Linked DNA regions of Homo sapiens: region 1 is linked to region 2. Evidence: chromatin loops called from intact Hi-C (ENCODE). Cell type or tissue: sigmoid colon. All regions are shown on one strand. Links, peaks and the distances in the headings refer to the core of each region. The heading gives the core; the rest is flanking DNA.

Region 1 (9,304 bases), core at 4,190-6,689, 310 kb after region 2:
TCTAGCTGCTGTATATGCATCAGTTCAGGTAATCCTTTTAGCAATTCTCTGTTCCGTTCTATTACTATCACCATTCTCATTTTACAGACAAGGAATTGAGGATCAGAGTGGTTAACTACCTTGCCTAGAGTCACACTGGTACAAAGTGGCAGCCAGGGTTTGAAGCCAAACAGGCTGGCTATGGGGTCTCTTATGCTATTCTGCAGCCTTACTTCTCCAAACAGCAGAAGACAGCTGTGTACACAGCTCTCTGATTCTCAACTCTGAAGGCTCAGTGGTATCATCTTGGGGAAAGGTGGAAGGTGGTTAAAAACACTTCTGAGCCCAGGCCCAACTCAGACATTATTGTCTAAATTTTTTAAAAGCCTCCCAGGTGATTCTGTTCTTGCACCCTGGGTTAAGAACCACTGAGATAAATAAAAAAATTGATTTCTGTTCATAAACTAAAGAGCAGCAATGACTTTAAAGGAATAGTCCATATTCTGAGCATGCTCTTCAAAATCTTTGGAATATAAAATGATTAACATAAAGGCAGTGTCATAGTAATAAAATGGCCAAGAGAATAATAAATCATGACCCAAAGAAACAAGCCGTGTACAGGCCCCGCGTTGGCACTCTGCTGAGTAGAAAAAGACACACCATTTGCCAGAGTAGGAAGTTATCATCTATAATCAAGAGAACATAGAAATAGCTCAGAGGTGAATGCAGACAGATCAAGCCATACCTCATTTACATCGTTCCATTAGTAGAAATGGAAATAAATACATTATAAGACAGCTACCCATCCAGCTAAAGTACTGCTGCATTTTCTGTTTTTACTACATGAAAAAAGAATGTCCTTTTTGTTTTTTTTTTTGTTTTTTGTTTTTTTTTCTTTGAGATGGGGTTTCACTCTTGTCACTGAGGCTGGAGTACAGTGGTGTGATCTCAGCTAACTGCAACTTCCGCCTCCCAGGTTCCAGGGATTCTCCTGCCTCAGCGTCTCGAGTAGTTGGGAATACAGGCATGCCACCATGCCTGGTTTAATTTTTGTATTTTTAGTAAAGATGGGGTTTCACCATGTTGGCCAGGCTGGTCTTGAACTCCTGACTTCAGGTGATCCACCTGCATTGGCCTCACAAAGTGCTGGGATTACAGGCGTGAGCCACCCTACCCAGACAAGTATATCCTTTTAAAACTACTTTTTGCAGTCAACATTATGCAAAATATCTTTAATGACTTTAATTTGTGATAGATGATTGCAGAGACTGAAGGTACTGAATTAATGTACTCTGTACTCAAAAACCAGACTTTATCTGGAGGAAAGAGCAAGGGAGTAAAGGAGCAAGAAAAAGACCCAGTAAAAGAGAAAGAAGCTGAACAAAGTATTAGCAAGTAATAAACCAACGTGTGTTTCCCCTAAGGGTTGTTGATTCCACATGGAGACAATTGACAATGTGCCTTCCATTGTCAACCTTCCCAATTATTTTAGTTCCTGGAGTTTTCCAAATGCACAGAGTTTAACAAATTTGAAATATGTAACTTATTCACTGAGCCTTTTATTGAATAGTTCATTCTTATCCACACTTCTAGATGCAAATGTGTTAGGTGCCAAATTCCTGGAAAAAAAGAGTTATCCTTTTCTCAATAATGGTTTACGTGCATCAAATTCTTTGTGGCAAAATGGGCATATAAAGAACTAAATTAAAAATGTATGTCCTTAAAGCCTGCCCCTGTTTCTTCCTGCTGTAATATCAAACTAATTTGCTTAATGAGGTGACTTAAGAAAGGGGTAGTTCCTTATATTTCATTACTAGATTCTTAACTTTAGGGAATAAGCTGCTATTTGTGTCCAGAAACTCATTCTTTCTCCTAATTTTATCATGACTACCATGTGGTAAAAAGCCCTCAACCTTATCTATCATTTTTCTTCCTTTCTCTTTGGGCTTTGCAGTTTTATAATTCAGAACTATGAACTAGCTCCTGGAGACTTGGGAGAACTAACTCCATATAAATTTGAATAAGCAACAGCAACAACATTCTGTAGAATTTTCAAAGAACCTTCATTTGTGAAGTATTATACTAAGTTGTTTGATGTTAAGGGAGAAATCTACAAAACAATAAGAAAAGTGATAACCAAAAAAAAAATTAATCATGATAATTTAGGCAGATACTAGGTTAGCAATTTCCCTGATAAGATACAAATGGTTGACAGAGGCAGGCTAAACAAATTAATACTCTAGATATAATTACAGAGCAAATAGTACTTAAAATGAATATTTTCTGGCATTTTGAAAGCATCTGCCCATCGACAAGGCATTCTTTCAGACAGAAGCCACAAGGGCTCATCTTTCTCCTTGAACTGCACTCTGTGGTGTCTGATTTGGCCAGGCAGGCCTCGTCTCCTTCACAAGGCTGGCAGGGCAATCATATGTGGAGTCAGCTTTGCACAGCTAGCTCTGCTTATAGCGGCTCCAAGGGCTTGATTTGGAGGCTTGGTTACAGCACGCTGCCACTTTAACCTCCAGCTCATCTGCTTTTTTTAATCTGACATTATCTGCCATTAACACAGTGGTCATTTCTTCAGCATTTGTGACTACTTTCTACTGCACAGAACTTAGAGAAGGGGTGATTCACTGACTCCTAACTTTCAATGGCCACATCAGGCAAGTTGCTTCACTTCCCTAAATTTTTCAGATATAAAATGAGACTGATCACTGCTGAAGTCCCCCACAGCTATTTCATTTACAACTTTTTTAGGTAACACATTTTTAAAAAGCCAGGTTCAACTGGTTATAATCAAAAGTAGCCATATGTGCATTTCCTTAAAAATACTATAATTGTGTCTAGGTCTTCAACAGAGGTTTGTCCAAATTTGTAACACTTTACATATAGAAATTAAAAATACAAAATAAATCCTCATCTATTTCTCTGTATTCCTTTGAGATAGTAAGTCAAGTGTTTTCATTCCTATTAAAGGAATTTTACAAACATCTTTATTATGTTCTTATCCCATTTGAAATATAAGTTTCTTCTGGAAAATTCAAAAGACAAAACAATGGTAGGAAAAGATATATGGATCCAACATGCATCCATGAAATAAATATTCCACAGCCCATTATCTTCAAAGCCAGATTGCTATGTCAAATATCTAGACAGCAAATGGTTGCAATGACATATTTTGCCTAAAAAGGAAAAGGATGGAAAAGAGAAGAGAGGAGAGTTCATCTTTTGAACATCTAGATGTGCTAAGTATTGTGTTAGAGACATTTATATATCTATTTAATATAAATCCTTGCAAAGGTTTTGTAATGTAGTTATTTTTATTCCCATTTTTATAGGGAAGTCAACTGAAGTTCAAAGAGATTGAATCCCTCGTTCCAGAATACACTGTTAGTAAGACCTAGAGTTTGAATACTTATCTGGCCACCCCAGAACCCAAGTCTTTTCCAAACCATTCCCAACATGCTGCCATGGGCTACCCTGGGTGGTGGTGATAGAAAGTGTGTGAAGCTATCTGCAACACACTGTGATGACAGAGTGGTTTTTCCCTGCTGACAGGATAAGCTTCTTTTAAACTCCCATCATCTGGACTGCTTCTCAAAGGGCATCTGTTCAGACCTAAGCCTCACATCCTCAGCAAGCTAGTGTACCGTCATTCTTAGGGGACCTTTGTTTCCTTAAATGTTAGATGGAATGAGGTCACACATCAGGCCCAGCATGACTGGTCTTTGTTTAATGTCTGATAATGCATTTGTCTTAAGGTCAAGTGGGATTATTACCAGAACTCTGCTGAAACATAAAAGGCAAATGGAAAAGTGACAAAAAGCAGGATCAGGTTAGAACTCCAAAAAGAATTCAGAATGGATTTTATGTAGAAAATGCAAACGCCGGGGACAAAAAAAAATAGGAATGTATTTTATGAGTGTCATAAAAATGTGTTTAAAAAACAGATTTCAGTTATGCAAGGCAGAGGAATGACATCGAGAAAATTATTGCTTCTTTGCTATAGAGGGAGAAAACCCAGTAACAGATGGCATTGAAACAGGGATTTTTAAATAATTTTATCCATTCATATATTGTATTTTTATTGAAAAAAATAACTTACATCTAGGAAAGTATATGTGTTATGTCTGCACATACATAAGTATACAAGTCAGTGAATTTTCACAAAGTGAGCACACCCTGGTAACCACCACCTACATAAAGAAATAGCACATTTCCAGCATCTTAGAAGTCTGCCTCATGCCCTGTCAGCCGCTACCCACTCCTATCCAAAGTGACATTCAGGCTTCTAAAACTAGAGATCAGTTTTGCCTGTTTCTGACCCTCATATAAACAGAATCAGACAATGTGTGCTTTATGTCTAACTTCTTTTGCTGCACACACTGTTTATAAAATTTATGCATATTGTTGCATGTAGTAGTTGTTTAATTCATGTTCAGTGCTGAATGGTAAGTCCTTCAATGAATAAAACATAATTTATTTATTCATTCTGTTTATAGACATTTGGATTGTTCCAGTTTTGACTATGAGGAGTGTTTGAGTATGCATATTCATGTACATTACTCTGTTGCTCATCCATCTGTTACATATACAGCTAGGAATAAAACTGCTGAGTCAGTGTGCATTTGTTCAGTTTTAATATTTATTGTGAAAGAGTTTTCCGAAGTTTCTATCCCAATTGTTACTTCCATTATCAATGTATGAGAATTCTCGGTGCTCCACACCATAGCCTGAGTTTGGGTTTGTCAATCTTTTACATGTTAGCCATTCTGGAGGGTGTGGAATGGTATCTTACTGTGAATTCAATTTATATTTCCCTGATAACAAATGAGGTTGAGAACATTTTCACATGCCTCCTGGCAATATGAATATTTTTTTTGTGTGTGAAGTGCCCATTCAAGACTTTTGCAACATCTTCTATTATGTTTTCTATCTTTTTCTTACTGATTTGCTGTATTTTTTCTTTTTCTTTTTCTTTTTTTTGAGGCAAGGTCTCACTCTATCACCCAAGGTGGAGTGCAGCGGTGCCATCAGAGTTCACTAGAGCCTTGTATTCTTGGGCTCAAGCTATCCTCCTGCCTTGGCTTCCTGAAGCTGGAATGCAGGCACATGCCACCATGCCTGGCTAATTTTTTTAATTCTTGATATTCCTTTTATTTTCAATATGCCAGCTAGAGTCCTTTTTTGGTTTATGTGTTGAAAATATCTTCTCCTATTTTGTGGCTTGACTTTCTACTTCTTAATACTATGTTTTTATCAACAGAAGATGTAATATAATTCAATTTATCAATACTTTACCTTATGATGAGTAGTTTCTGTATCCTGCATAAGAAGGCATTCTCTAGTCTACGTATATAAAGATAGTTTTCTGGGTTATCTTTGTAAACTTTATTATTTTACCTTTCACATTTAGATTACAATACCACTTTGAATTGATTTCTGTGTATAGTAGGATTTTCCTTTGTCTTTTAAAAAATATCAAACATAGGAAATCACAGTAAAATGAGAAAAACAACTGAATTGTAAAGCAATCTGAAAATACTCTATGTTTGAATTCCTTGGATCGTTTTTTACAAAACATGTTGAAACCTGTCACTAAAGCATCAGCAGTTTTATTCTGAAAGGATAAGAAAGAGAAATAGAACATTTTTTGAATGGTAAAAAATGCAAAACCTCTAAGTTATTTATTGCGGTAAGGGGGTAGGCAAATTCCTGTTCAGAATGAGTTCAGGAGCTTTAGCAAGAATTTTGGATTCAAAAAGAACTGGATTCATAGCTCTGCTCTGCCACTTACCAGGTGGCACTGCTGAGTTATTTACCTCACAGAGTTCTCATTCGTATCATGAAAAGAATATGCATCTCACTGGATTAAAGTGAAAAGGCAGTTAGACACATTTCTGTTTTATCACTGTGTCTCCAGCACTTGCAGCAGTATATGTCACATAATAGGAACTTAATACTGCATTCCCCTCTGTCTTACACTATTATTATTATTTCTTTGCTCTCTAATTAGAACAAGTGTAGAGCCATCATTGAGGAGAAAAGGCAAGACATCATAAGGTAACCTGGAAACCAGGAAAACCAAAGACCATTTACTTTCACAATTTTGTCTAAGCAAAATTGGATGAGTCAGCTTAATGTTAACACCCCGAAAAGAAAGTAGAACATCACCATTTTGAAATGTCCTTGAAGGGCCAAAAATAGAGTAATTTGCATGGTTGTACAAGCCCAAATAGTGTTAGAAAGAACAGTTTAATTTCCCTTCCTGATATATGGCAAAGTAATGTTGATAAAGGGAGTAAAGGGAAAACTGTACTACATTTAATCTCTTTACACATCAAGAAAGCCTTTAATTTTATCCCACTGAACGTTCCTGCGAATATACTAGATTCTTAGGTTCCTCAAAGTGTGTGCTTGGCCCAGGACCAGTAGCATCAACATCACCTGGGAGCTTATTAGAAACACGGACTTAGACCTACTGAGTCAGAACCTGCATTTTACCAAAATCCCCAGGTGAATCTTACGCACATTAATTTTGAGAAGCACTGAACCAGACAATTAAAATATCTACTGATCTGATAACCCACATTTTAAAAATAAAGTTAGGAGAGAGAGTAAGGATAGAAAGGGGGGTCAAACTAAATAAGTGATAACCATCCTATATCAGGTTCAATTTATCTGTTATCAGGTCATTTTGATTGCACATCCAGAATCTGAGCACTGCGTGCTCTCAGCCTGGGTTATCTGTCTTTCCAATTATCTTCATTTTTTGCCTCTTTTCTCCACAACTTCAAATAAAAGTCATTATAATAAAAATTGTTATTGAATCTTACTTTTATTTTTGATGTTTATCTTAGCTCCGAGGACTGCAGACAAACTGAAACAGAAAGAAAGAGGAGAGGAAAGGAAGGAGGCAAAGTCTGTAAAAGAAATTGCTGCTGACACACTGTCTTGATCCCTCATTCAGTCACTGATTTAGCCCAAAGCCATTCTCCTTCTCAATCTCTGACTTAGAATCCTAAACTATCTCTGCCTTCTATGCCCTCCCTTTAAAGAGAAAAACAGCATGAGTAGGTTGGGCTACAGCATGAATAGGCTGGGTTTTTGAAAAGTATTTTTTGTCTGTTGGTTTCTGGCAGTAAAGTCTGGTGAGCTAAATAAATGAAGCAGGTGACTCAGGTCACTGTAGTGATCTGTGAATCTAAAAGTTTGTGAAGTACTAGATGGTTATGTCTACTCTGCTAAGTGAGTGCCCCAAAGATTAATCATTTATAGTTAACTGCCTTTGTTAGAGAATGTTTGTAAAATAGTGATAGTAATAACCATCACTAATATGTATAGTTTAATGAATATATGTCAGGCACTGTGCTAAGTGTCTTAGATATTTTCTCTCATTTAGTTTTCTCAGTAATATACTTGTATTAGTTTGCTCTCATACTGCTAAAATGAAATACCAGAGCCTGGGTAATTTCTAAAGAAAGACATTTAATTGGCTCACAGTTCTGCAGGCTGTACAGGAAGCATGGCAGAATCTGCTTCTGGGGAGGCCTCAGGAAACTCACAATCATGGTGGAAGGCAAAGGGGAAGCAGGCACATCTTACATGGCCAGAGCAGAAGGAAGTTGGGGTGGGGAGGTGCTACACACTTTTAAACAACCAGATCTCACGAGAACTCACTTGCCATCACGAGAACAGCACAGAGAAGACAGTGCTAAACCATTCCTGAAAGATCCACCCCCATGATCCACTCACCTCCCATCAGGCCCCACCTCCAACACTGGGGATTACAATTTGACATGAGATTTGGGCAGGGACACAGATCCAAACCATATCAATAATTAGGTGAGTTACAGAGACCTTATATTAGTATCATTTACTGGGTCCCCATGGTTAAGAGGAAAGTAAAAGTTACTATAACATGAGATATTAACTAATGACTTCCCCACTTGTAGAATGGCTTCCTACTCAAACATATGTCACTCTCACTTAATGCCTGCATCTATCCCAGTGCAAGAGCCAACGTTTTTGTCCCTCAGTTTCTTCTTCATTGTATCAAACATCCAGTAAACACAGTGAAAACCAACAGCAAGGCACAATTGCAGGTCTTGATAAAGAAGGAGATTCATGAAATGGATAAAAAAATATGTTGGAATTCTGTTCACATCACTGGCTGAAGCATTGACAAATGAGGATCTGGCAGAGATTAAAGTAGCTAACTACTGAAAAAGAGAAAATTAAAATTGTCGACAGGATATGTTCTTCACAAAGAATAATTTAAATATTAAGAGATTTCTATCCTGCTTTAAAAGCTAAGTCTCAAGTGAAGATTGTCTATCATATCATCATATAATTTTATCCCAAAAAATATAGCAAAAATTAATATCTGATTCATTCTCATTTCTGCTGAGAAATAACATACCTTTTGCAATGTTAGCTATGAATTAGAATGAATTCATTTTCATATAGTCTAGCTCAAATTTTTTAAGATGAGTTTTCAAACTTTTTACAATTTGCTTTACAATTTTTATGCTATTTGAGGTAGATACATTTTAAACGGGTTTTTCTTCCAGTATCAATCCTGCTCAAGTAAGGAGGCTTTGCTGTTTTATTATTACCCATTTTATATATGGGAAAACTGAGATTTTACATGATTCCATAATTTGACCAAGATCACAGCCAGGCATCTGTTTTGCAAAATTTGGTCTTGGTCCTAGAAGGTATTACTTCCAAAATTAGAGTTCTAAAATCATTCTAATAATAAGAATTTGTAAAATGAAGTAAACAAGATGAGAGAGAACTTTAAATCCCTGACTTCTAATGTTGTTGAAAGTTATTATGAAAATATGTTATATTACATAGGACCTCTGGAACTCACTGAATATATTAATTAGGGTCAGAATGCCTCTTCTCCCATACAGAAATTGAATGCAACTGGCACTGAAAGAAAAATTCTTCTAAAAATATGACATTCAGTGGATGACTTAATACAAACCAAACTTGAAAGATCTGACAATATCTGGAACCATAAAACCTTATCCTCCAGGCTGCACTCTGATCAACTTTATGGACTGTGAATATGTGATTGATTTATACATTCAAATTGAAACAAATGATGCAATACCAGCAGGAACTCTGGATTTGATCTTCCATTTACAGACGTACTTGTGAGTCCTAGACTTTACAAATGTACATGCCAATTGTAGCAGTGATAAGTTCCTTCATGATATAAACTGCATGATAAATGGGATATGCACTAGGCTTCACTAGTTTTAATTCTAGTGCCTAAAACACATGGCTTTGTTCATTGCTCCTCTTCATG
Region 2 (9,304 bases), core at 4,195-6,694:
AACACAGAATTCTGCTGCTATAAGATTTCAAGTTAGACATTTAGTTGAAATGGAAAAAATAAATGTTGGAAAACTGGAAGTAGATGAGTTTGAAAGGACTATTCAGTGAGTGAATTTACAATTTAAACTGTTGTACACTTCTACACTTCATTTTGTTGGATTATAAAAATAAGTGAACAAAACGTCTTTTCTTATAACAATCACAGCAGACCTGTGTTAGAGTTTCTCCAGAGAAACAGAATCAATAGAATATACATGTACACACATATATGTATACACACTATACATACATATATATATAGTGGGAGAATGTGTGCACATGTCTGCGTATGTGTATATGTGTTTACATATGTACATACACATAGATGGAGATACATGTGTACATATCCATTATATATATCCATTATACATATATCCATTATACACACCTATAATCCATGCATTCTCAGAATTGTGTGTGTGTGTGTGTGTGTGTGTGTGTGTGTGTATATATGTATGTATGGAGAGAGAGAGAAAGAAAGAAAGGTTTATTGTAAGGAATAGGCTCACTAAATTGTAGGGGCTGAGAAGTACAAAATTTGTAAGGCAAGCTAGCAGGTTAGAAATTCAAGTAACAGTTGATCATGCAGTATGGAGTCCAAATTTCATGGACAGGTAAGAAACTCAGATAAGGTTTTATGTTCCAGTCTTCAGGCCAAATTTCTTCTTCTTTGGAAAACATGTATTTGCTCTTCAGGCCTTCACCTGATTGGATGAGGCCCATCCACATTATGGAGGTTAATATGCTTTACTTAATATCTACTAATTTAAATGTTAATTTCACCTAAAAATTATCTTCATGGCAACATCTAGATTAGTGTTTGCTAAAACAACTGGGCACTGTGGCCTGCCAAGTTGTCACATTAAATTTACCATCACAGTGTCTTATTGTTTGTTAGGCTCCTTTTTCTGACATCACCTTCTCAATCAGCTCTGCTCAGTTTCAGCTTACTCTGTGAAATAAAATGCAACATGATCTCAGACATTTGTTTAAGGGGTCTCCAATTTTCTGCAGAACTGAAATCCCTGATTTGTATTTTGGAGAACTCTCCAGATGAGAGCCATTTGGACCAAATCATAGAGTAAATTCTAGAGTAGCTTTGTTTGTCAAAGGTTTGGTGAATGAGGTAATGAGCGACAGAAGAGGATAATATTAACACAGATTTGTCATTAAATTGATGTTATTGTCGATGGAGTATCCCTTGTGTCATTATTGCTATTAGTAAATTTTCATGAAGTTCTTGAGGAGTCCATTGGTCAGATACATACATCAAGCCTGATAGAGTATGAGTAAGGGTAGATCTGGACCTGTCCAAATTCCTACCTCTGGAATCTCAGTGGTCCTCTTCACAGGTTTGTTTAGAGCAGAACTGAGGCTTTCAGCACTAAATTCAAGCTCTCAAAATGCCAACTGCCCATACAAATGTAAGTGGCTGCACAAAGTGAGCAATAAAAAAATGAAGTTAACCATTGCAACTCTTTATGAACCCTTGCATGCTGCTTGAGTTCTTTTAAAGCCATGATAGTAAAAAGTTTTATTGTAATAAAACTTACATTGTAGAGTTTATTGCAATGTTTAAAAAGCAGCACATGTGCATTTACATTTGATTCTCCTTTCAAATAACATTATGGGCAAAATATTGTTGTTTTACAGATATGAAACTGGGAGTTCAGAACTCAAATTTCACTTGCTAAAGAACAAATAGTAAATATTGGGGTCAGAACAAGAACTACATCATCTGGTCTGTTAAGCATTCATAATTGCTGTTCAGGAGAACAGAAAACATTATGTTTCTAAAGTAAATTATTGGCCAGTGGCACTGAACTACTTGTTTTAGAGGTAAAAGCTCTGACAGGAAAAAAAAAAAAAAAACCATATGAAATCACTTTGAAAGGCTTTATTGTAAGTTGCCAGAGAAAAAGTAAAATTTACATGAAACGATTTAAAATGTAACATTAAAAAAAACTGGAAGAAGAAAGAAATGTGTTTTTTCGTTATGATAATAAAGGAAGTAATTTTCTTTTGTGCCTGGTAATTATACTGAAAACATAACTGCAACTCAAATTTAACTGCATCTTTGAAGAAGGTTTCGGGGGTGAAAGACATGCATTTGTGGATTCTGAGGATCAGTTTGATCTTTCCTGCTGTACAGAGATCAAAAGATTCATTGTTATTTGAGAAAAGCAGGATTCAATTATGGCTGAGATGAAAGACAGTGAGAGCTGAGTAGCTGCCTTGGCAATAGTTGTTAATTGAGTATCCAACTACAGACTCTTCCAATTGATTCTTCAAAATCTTAATTCCAATAATTATGCCATTTAGACATCAGAAGAATGCTAACAAAGAAACAAAACTCAAAATCACTGCAAATGACTACAGTGGCTAAGTAATGAAGAAATTGAAAGAGAAGAACCATTTTCCTGGCCCTCCAAAATTAGTGTGTAATGCCCCAAATTAATTAATTTATCTTCCACAGGTCAAATAATAGGTCTTTGGCATCCCAGAACTTGTTTCTCTTTATGTAAATAAATCCATCCTTTGTCTCAGGTACAAAAGCAAATTATTCCATCTCAGTTATCCATTCTGTCATCACCTACACCCTGACCTCTGAGCCCTGACCATTAAGGGACTCTTTTCTGATAGTTGAATTCAGTGATAAGTTCCTACTTCTATACAGCCTGTAGAAGGTTCAGTTTAGTTCAGTTTAAAATGAGTGGCTTACTATTTCTTATATTGCAGGTTTTTAGAAGTTTTGTCAAAAAATATTTGTTCTGAGAAATTACCTAGTGAAATTAATCTGTGTACAAATAAAAATATGGGCAATTTTTTAATTATTAGTTTTTTTTCCAAAAGAATGTTAGCAGCTCGAATTATGTGAAAAAATTTTCTCAACTCTAAGTCAAACCCATCAAACACAATAAAACAGCTTCTAGAGATTAAACACACACACACACACACACACACACACACACAAAACCATGACAAAAGTAGGTGATAAACCTCTAACTGTATTTAATTTGCATGACATGAACAATTAAATGTTTTCTAAGAGAAGATCAGACATTCTACAGAAAATAACTTCAGAAGGAAGATCTTAAATTTCTTAATCCAGAAGCTTAATATTAGGGCCATGTATTTATATATGTTTTTAGCTGCCATTGTTACTTGCACTCACTGTTTGCACCTGCCTGACATAAATAAGCAAGCATATTCTTAATGCAGTCTTTTTTTTCCTGTGTACTAAATACCAATCATATAGGGGTGAGAGTCAGGATGGAAATGAGTATTTCTTGAATAGCAGTCACTTTCTTTCATATCGACTGGTTTTATTTACTTCAGAGCCTTTTATCACACCTGAAATGACTTTGCTTGTTTATTGAGATGTTCGTAGTTGATTTTTCCTCAAAAGAAGCTAAAAGCAGAACGCTTCTCAGTCAAGTGCTCCTCTGTACCATGAGTACCAAGGAGAGTGACTGGCATTTAGTAGGTCTTCATGTTTTTTAATAAATTCTAGGCACAGGACTAGACGCGGTGTGATTATTACCTCATAAATTCTCAAAGTGATCTTCAAATGTAAATATTATTATCCGTCTTTTATGATTAAGAATCAAGGCTTAAAGGAATTAAGTATCTTGCCAAAGATCAAACAGTTAAGAAGACATGATATAAACTCAGGTCTGATGTGTGTTCTGTTTGGAGGTCATGGGATAATGCATGCTTCCCAAAGTGGGCCATGGCTGTAAGCAATATTATAGATAGTAAGCAAAATGATATTAAGTAGCGCACATTAGATAATTTCAAAAGTTACACCCTTTAAAGCTTTCTTCCAATTAATCTAATTATGTGAAGGATAAAGTCTCATATTAATACCAGTGTGTATGTCATGTTTCTCTAATAATTTCTACTCTCTCTCTCTCTCCCCTCAGTTCAGTTAAGGGCAGGTAAGAATATAAAGCTAGAATTTTGTTTTCAGTGTATTAATTTTTACCAATACTTATTTAAGGCAAGATATCCACTTGCAAGTGTTCCACAATTCCATCATAGACAGCATTCTAGGTAAGGCCGTGAGTTTATTTAAAGAAAATATTACTCGATTAGATAATAGTGTAAGTGACATATTTGGCAAAAATTATGGAAGAGGTGTACAATGTCTAGTTTTAAAAATCCTTCTCTGAAGCAATTTACAAGGCTCTGGAAGAAAAACAAAAAATAGAAGGTATTGCTATGATAGAGAAACTCAGATATGTATCTCAAAACTATTTTAAACGTACTGTACTTCAGGTATAAAATTTAAAGACTACTAACCTCTCAGCGTAACTAGGATAAATACCACTGTGGCACAAAAACTAGGACTACAATTAGGTTACAGTCCTTACCTAATTGTTCTTATAATATAGTTGAGGAGATACATAAATAATCAGTATACAAATTAGGAAGCAAAAAATGTGTAAAAGAAAAAAACACATATGGGAATTTACGGTTCTATAAAATACTAATTACTTCCTGTTATTAAATTTATTAATTATAATAATTATATTATTTCTGTAATTATGAACTACAACATACAAATTATATACCTATATAAATGTTAAAAGTTATACATAATTATAATGAAAAATTTTGTCATGCATGCTCATAACAATAGTAAATATCCTTGCTGATTCTAATATATAAACATAGAAATGAGAACATGGAGCTGCAACCCTGTTTTGGATGGGTATACAATAGAGAAATAGTCACACTTGCAGAAGTGAGGAGTACCTTTTCTTATAGTTTCAAGAAAAGCCTTAAGGGGTTGGCAAATATGACCTGCTAAATTGCCAACCATTTAAAAATAATCAAATTCGTAACCCCAGTAAAGCTAACATATCTTTAATATGGCACAAAGTTAGAGCTTTACTAAGGGATGGTGCTGCCTGAGAAACTGTCATCACTTGGTATACTTTAGGGTAAACTTTTAACAATGGAGGGACTGGTTTTCCTCTTAAATTCTTTATGCTGACATCTGTTTATAGGGAGTATTAGAGTAAATTCATATGGTTCAAAGGCTTGGGTCTCATGTGGGGCCACTTGTCAGTCCCTCACTACTTTCCAGAGCCAACGTTTAAAGGCATAAATTTCCAAGGACATCTGGTGCTTTCTTAAGAAGGGGAGGATGTCTGTGTGGTCACGAGAACGTGGCTCCTAAAAGCACGAGCCCAAGGTTCAGATTCTGACTCTCATTTACTGGAGCAAGCTGCTTGATTTCTGTAAGACTCAATTTTTTTCAACTGTAAACTGTAGGAAAGAATAATGCTTACCTCAGGTTGTTTTGAAGATTAATTAAAATAAAGCAAGAGAATTGTCAGTGAATTGTCTGGGATGTAATAGGCCCTCAGTTAGCGTGACCTGCTATTGGCCTGTGTTATGAACTGCAATGTTCTCTTTTCGGGGCTTTTCCAGAGACCTCAGGTAACATGATCCCTTTAACTTTACAGTACTCTTTAGGGTTGGGACTCACTCCAGTGCTTCAGACCAGTTCCACACGTGTGAAATTTGGGCTCTTTCCTGAGCTGCTTCAAGCTTTTTTTTTTTTCTTAGCCGAGGGAAGTGCAAAGCCCATGACCCATGACTCAAATCCATCTCCTTTTCTTAGCACAACCAAAGAGAAAGTCTACATTCAAACTTAAACAGGGACTGTTTGAATTCTGCAAACCGAATACCTCTTCACCATATCCCTTGTAGATAAGTGTGGAACATCCATCTCATTTGCCATTCTTTAGCTGGATTTTCTTGCTAAGGGTAACATTTAATACAAGACCTGTCTTCATCTTTTTATAGCCACTGACTGTAGTTCCCTGGCAACTGTTACATTTTGCCTCTGACAAACATTATGTCAGGTATTTTCCCAAACAAAACATAAAGAAAATGTTTGAACTTGGCCTGTGCTATTTTTACATACCTTTTCTTTATAGCCAAGTGTTAGGATAAAGAGGATATATAAGTTCAGTGAGATAAAAAGAATACAAGAACTTTAGACTCACTCATTCACCTGTGTATAAATGTTTTAATTCTTTGGAACCCCTATTTGGAGGAAGAAACGTGTGAAATTCATATTTTCTCATGGATATATTTATCCAGTGCAAAGTAGCCTCCTACTGCTCTAACTTGCTGCTCTTCTCTATGGCCCTGCCAGGCTAGCCAAGGCTGATGGATCCAACAGTGAATTAGATTCCTGAGAATGGAACTGAGAAGACACAGGACTCTTATTTCTGAGGTCCCTGGAGCTTTCGTCGTTATTATTACTCTTCCTGGGTCTTGATTGTTCAAGTAACCCTGGGAATTCCACCATCCCTGAATATCCTTATTACAAATTCCCTCTTTTGGTTTAAGAAACCCAAGTGGATATCTGTTGTATGTAACCCAAACAACCCTAATATATGATTTAAATTAAAAAATTAAAAATATTAAGCTTATTAGCTCTATTAAATTGGGCTTTTGTATGTGTTTAAGCATATTAAACACAGGACTAAGAGGATAGTACAATTCTTTTCATTATAAAATGCATGCTACTTATTTCAACAGCCAACAGGTAGTTGTGTTTAAATATGCGATAACACATACTTAAAAAAGAAAAACATACACACACATAGTATTTCAGACTTTTCCATTTTATCCTCACCAAAATTCTTTTTTAAAATGATCTAAATCTTTTGAATTAAAATAGTAGGAATTTCTTGGGATGTTTAAGCAGTTAGTAATATATGTTACCTCTAGAATTTCAAGTAGTCACATGACATTCTTTTGCAAATGAGTTATCATTTCTTTCAGCAGTGGATTTAAAACAATTTGATGTACTGGTAATTTCATAGTAGCTATTTTACTCCTTCTAATATCATACATATCATTCAATTTAGCCATGTATATGTAGACATGGGACAGGGGTCTTGCTCTGTTGCCCAGGCTGGTCTCAAACTCCCAGCTCAAGTGATAGGGCCACCTCAGCCTCCACAACAGCTGAGGTTATAAGCACACACCACTGTGCCTGGGTAATTTCTCAGCTTCTTCTTTCATCACTACACAAACCCCATAAACATACCATGCACTTTCTTATCTTCGAAACTTTCTTCCAGTTGTTGATGCTATTTAAAATTCTATCTTCACCCCTCCTCAGAAGCTATTTGCAAGGAAAACGCATATTCATCCTACAAGATCATACTTAAATATCACATCTGGGGAGTATTTTCTGGGCACCTTCTGTCCATACCTCTTTGAGCAGAATTAGCAGAATTAATCTTTATATCCAATTTATTTTTCATCATATTCCTTTGTAAATACCTATGGTACTTCCATATTCTTATCTATTAGTAGTTTCAGGTTTGTCCTTGAAGTTGTCCATGAATCCCCTTATGGCATGAACTCTGTCTTGTACATAATCGTGTGTTTCCAGCATGTTGGACAATTCCTCACTAATTATTGACACTCAGTAAATGTTTGTTCTTGTAAATAAAAAATTTCAGTTCAGAAAACTGAGAGGAAGAATTGAGGTGTTTGTGAATTATTAGAACATTCTTAAATGTAATACTGAGATATTCTTTCATTTGGATATATTTCCCAATTTATGAATTTATTAAAATTTGCTAAGAGATTTTCAAAGTGTTTTTTAACAATTTCTCATCCTAGCAGTGGAGCAGTGTATAAAAGTTTCAGTTGTTCCATATCCCCACTGACACTTAGTATCTCAACATTTTAAAATGTATATATTCCTTGATTTGTTTTGACATTTCATACATTTTTGTTTCTAATGTTCATAAGTAAAATTGACCTATATTAATTTTTGTTCTTAATTTGATCATTTCCTTCATTCTATTTTCCTCGTGTACACAGTTGCTTTTTTCTATTTTCTTATATTGCGTACTTAGGTCACACACTTTCATTCTTTCTTTGTTTCTAATAGATGCATACTATATGCAAAGCGTGATGTAAATCTTTCTCTAGTACTACTTTAGCACCATTGCACAAGTGTTGAGATATGGTATTTTCATTTTTTTCTATATATATTCTGACTTTTATTATGTATTCTTTCACTTGAGACTGATTTAGAAGTGTAGTTTTCAGTTTCCCAAATATATATGTTGTGGGTAGATAATTATATTGCATTTTGCCAATACGTCACATTTCAATTGTTGAGAACTGCTGTAAGAACTGATACAGGTATCCCGGAAATGAATGTGCTCCCTATCTGTCGGGTACTCTACATGCTTGTTAGACCAGGCTTACTGAGTTTTGACTGCTTGATCTAACCTTTCTAATTTCTTTGTCTGCTTTATCTATAAATATTCAAGAAAGGTATATTAAAATCCCTCTCTATAATTATGGGTTTATCAGTTATTCTTATTGTATACCAGTTTTCTTATTTTATACCAGTTTTCTTTGTAAGCTTCGTAGCTATGTTTTAGTTTTACACAGATTCAATACTATTTTACATATATTAAAATATTATTAGACATTAAACTGCTTTTTTATTTTTAATTGACAAGTAAAAATGTTATATATTTATGTTGTACAACACAATGTTCTGTTATATGTATATATTGTGAAATGGGTAAATTGAGCTATTTTACATTATACATTACCTCACACGCATTTTTGTGTGTGGCGAGAACATTTAAAATCTACACTCTTAGCAATTTTTAAGTATACAATTTATTGTTATTAACTATAGCCTTCATGCTGTACAATAGAGCTCTTGAACTTTTTCCTCCTGTCCAGCTGAAAGTTAATACACTTTGACCAATAATTCCCAATCCTCCCACCTGTCAGCTGCTGGTAACCACCATTTTACTCTTTGTTTAGACTTTTTTAGATTCTACATGCAAGTGAAATAATGTGGTATTTGTCTTGCTGTTGCTGGTTTATTTCACTTAACATAAAGTGTCACAGGTTCATCTATGTTATTGCAAATGGCATGGCAGAATTTCATTCTTTTTTATAGCTGAATAGTATTTCATTATGTATATATACCAGATTTTCTTTATTCATTACCCATTATGGACACTTGGGTCGACACATATCTCACCTATTGTGAATAATGCTGTAATGGACATGGGAGTGCAGATCTCTTCAGCATACTGATTTCATTTCCTTTAGATATATAACCAGCAGTGACATTGTGGATCACATGGATACACTTTTAATTTTGGGGGGAACATTCATACTGTTTTCTGTAGTGACTCTACCAATTTATATTTCCATCAGTAGTGTGCACAAGGGTTCCCTATTCTT

What was found. Hi-C counts contacts between places; a loop is a spot of excess contacts. Peaks named below come from ENCODE experiments on the same cell type or tissue, not always from the same donor. Only the 100,000 strongest peaks of a DNase experiment are listed, where the experiment ranks them.
Region 1: a loop joins it to region 2, with 2.3 times the contacts of the local background. A loop is called at or near these places in 2 of 110 quality-filtered maps.

What each region holds. Positions count from the first base shown.
Region 1 is chr4:119,661,212-119,670,515 of GRCh38, reverse strand. No RefSeq gene overlaps it. Among named protein-coding and RNA genes, the nearest start is that of PDE5A, 37 kb to the right of the region's middle. In sigmoid colon, for the core only: no CTCF peak of the experiment used is centred there; no DNase peak of the experiment used is centred there; H3K4me3 peaks cover 709 bases.
Region 2 is chr4:119,973,561-119,982,864 of GRCh38, reverse strand. No RefSeq gene overlaps it. Among named protein-coding and RNA genes, the nearest start is that of LINC02502, 39 kb to the right of the region's middle. In sigmoid colon, for the core only: no CTCF peak of the experiment used is centred there; a DNase peak (open chromatin) is centred at 5,174.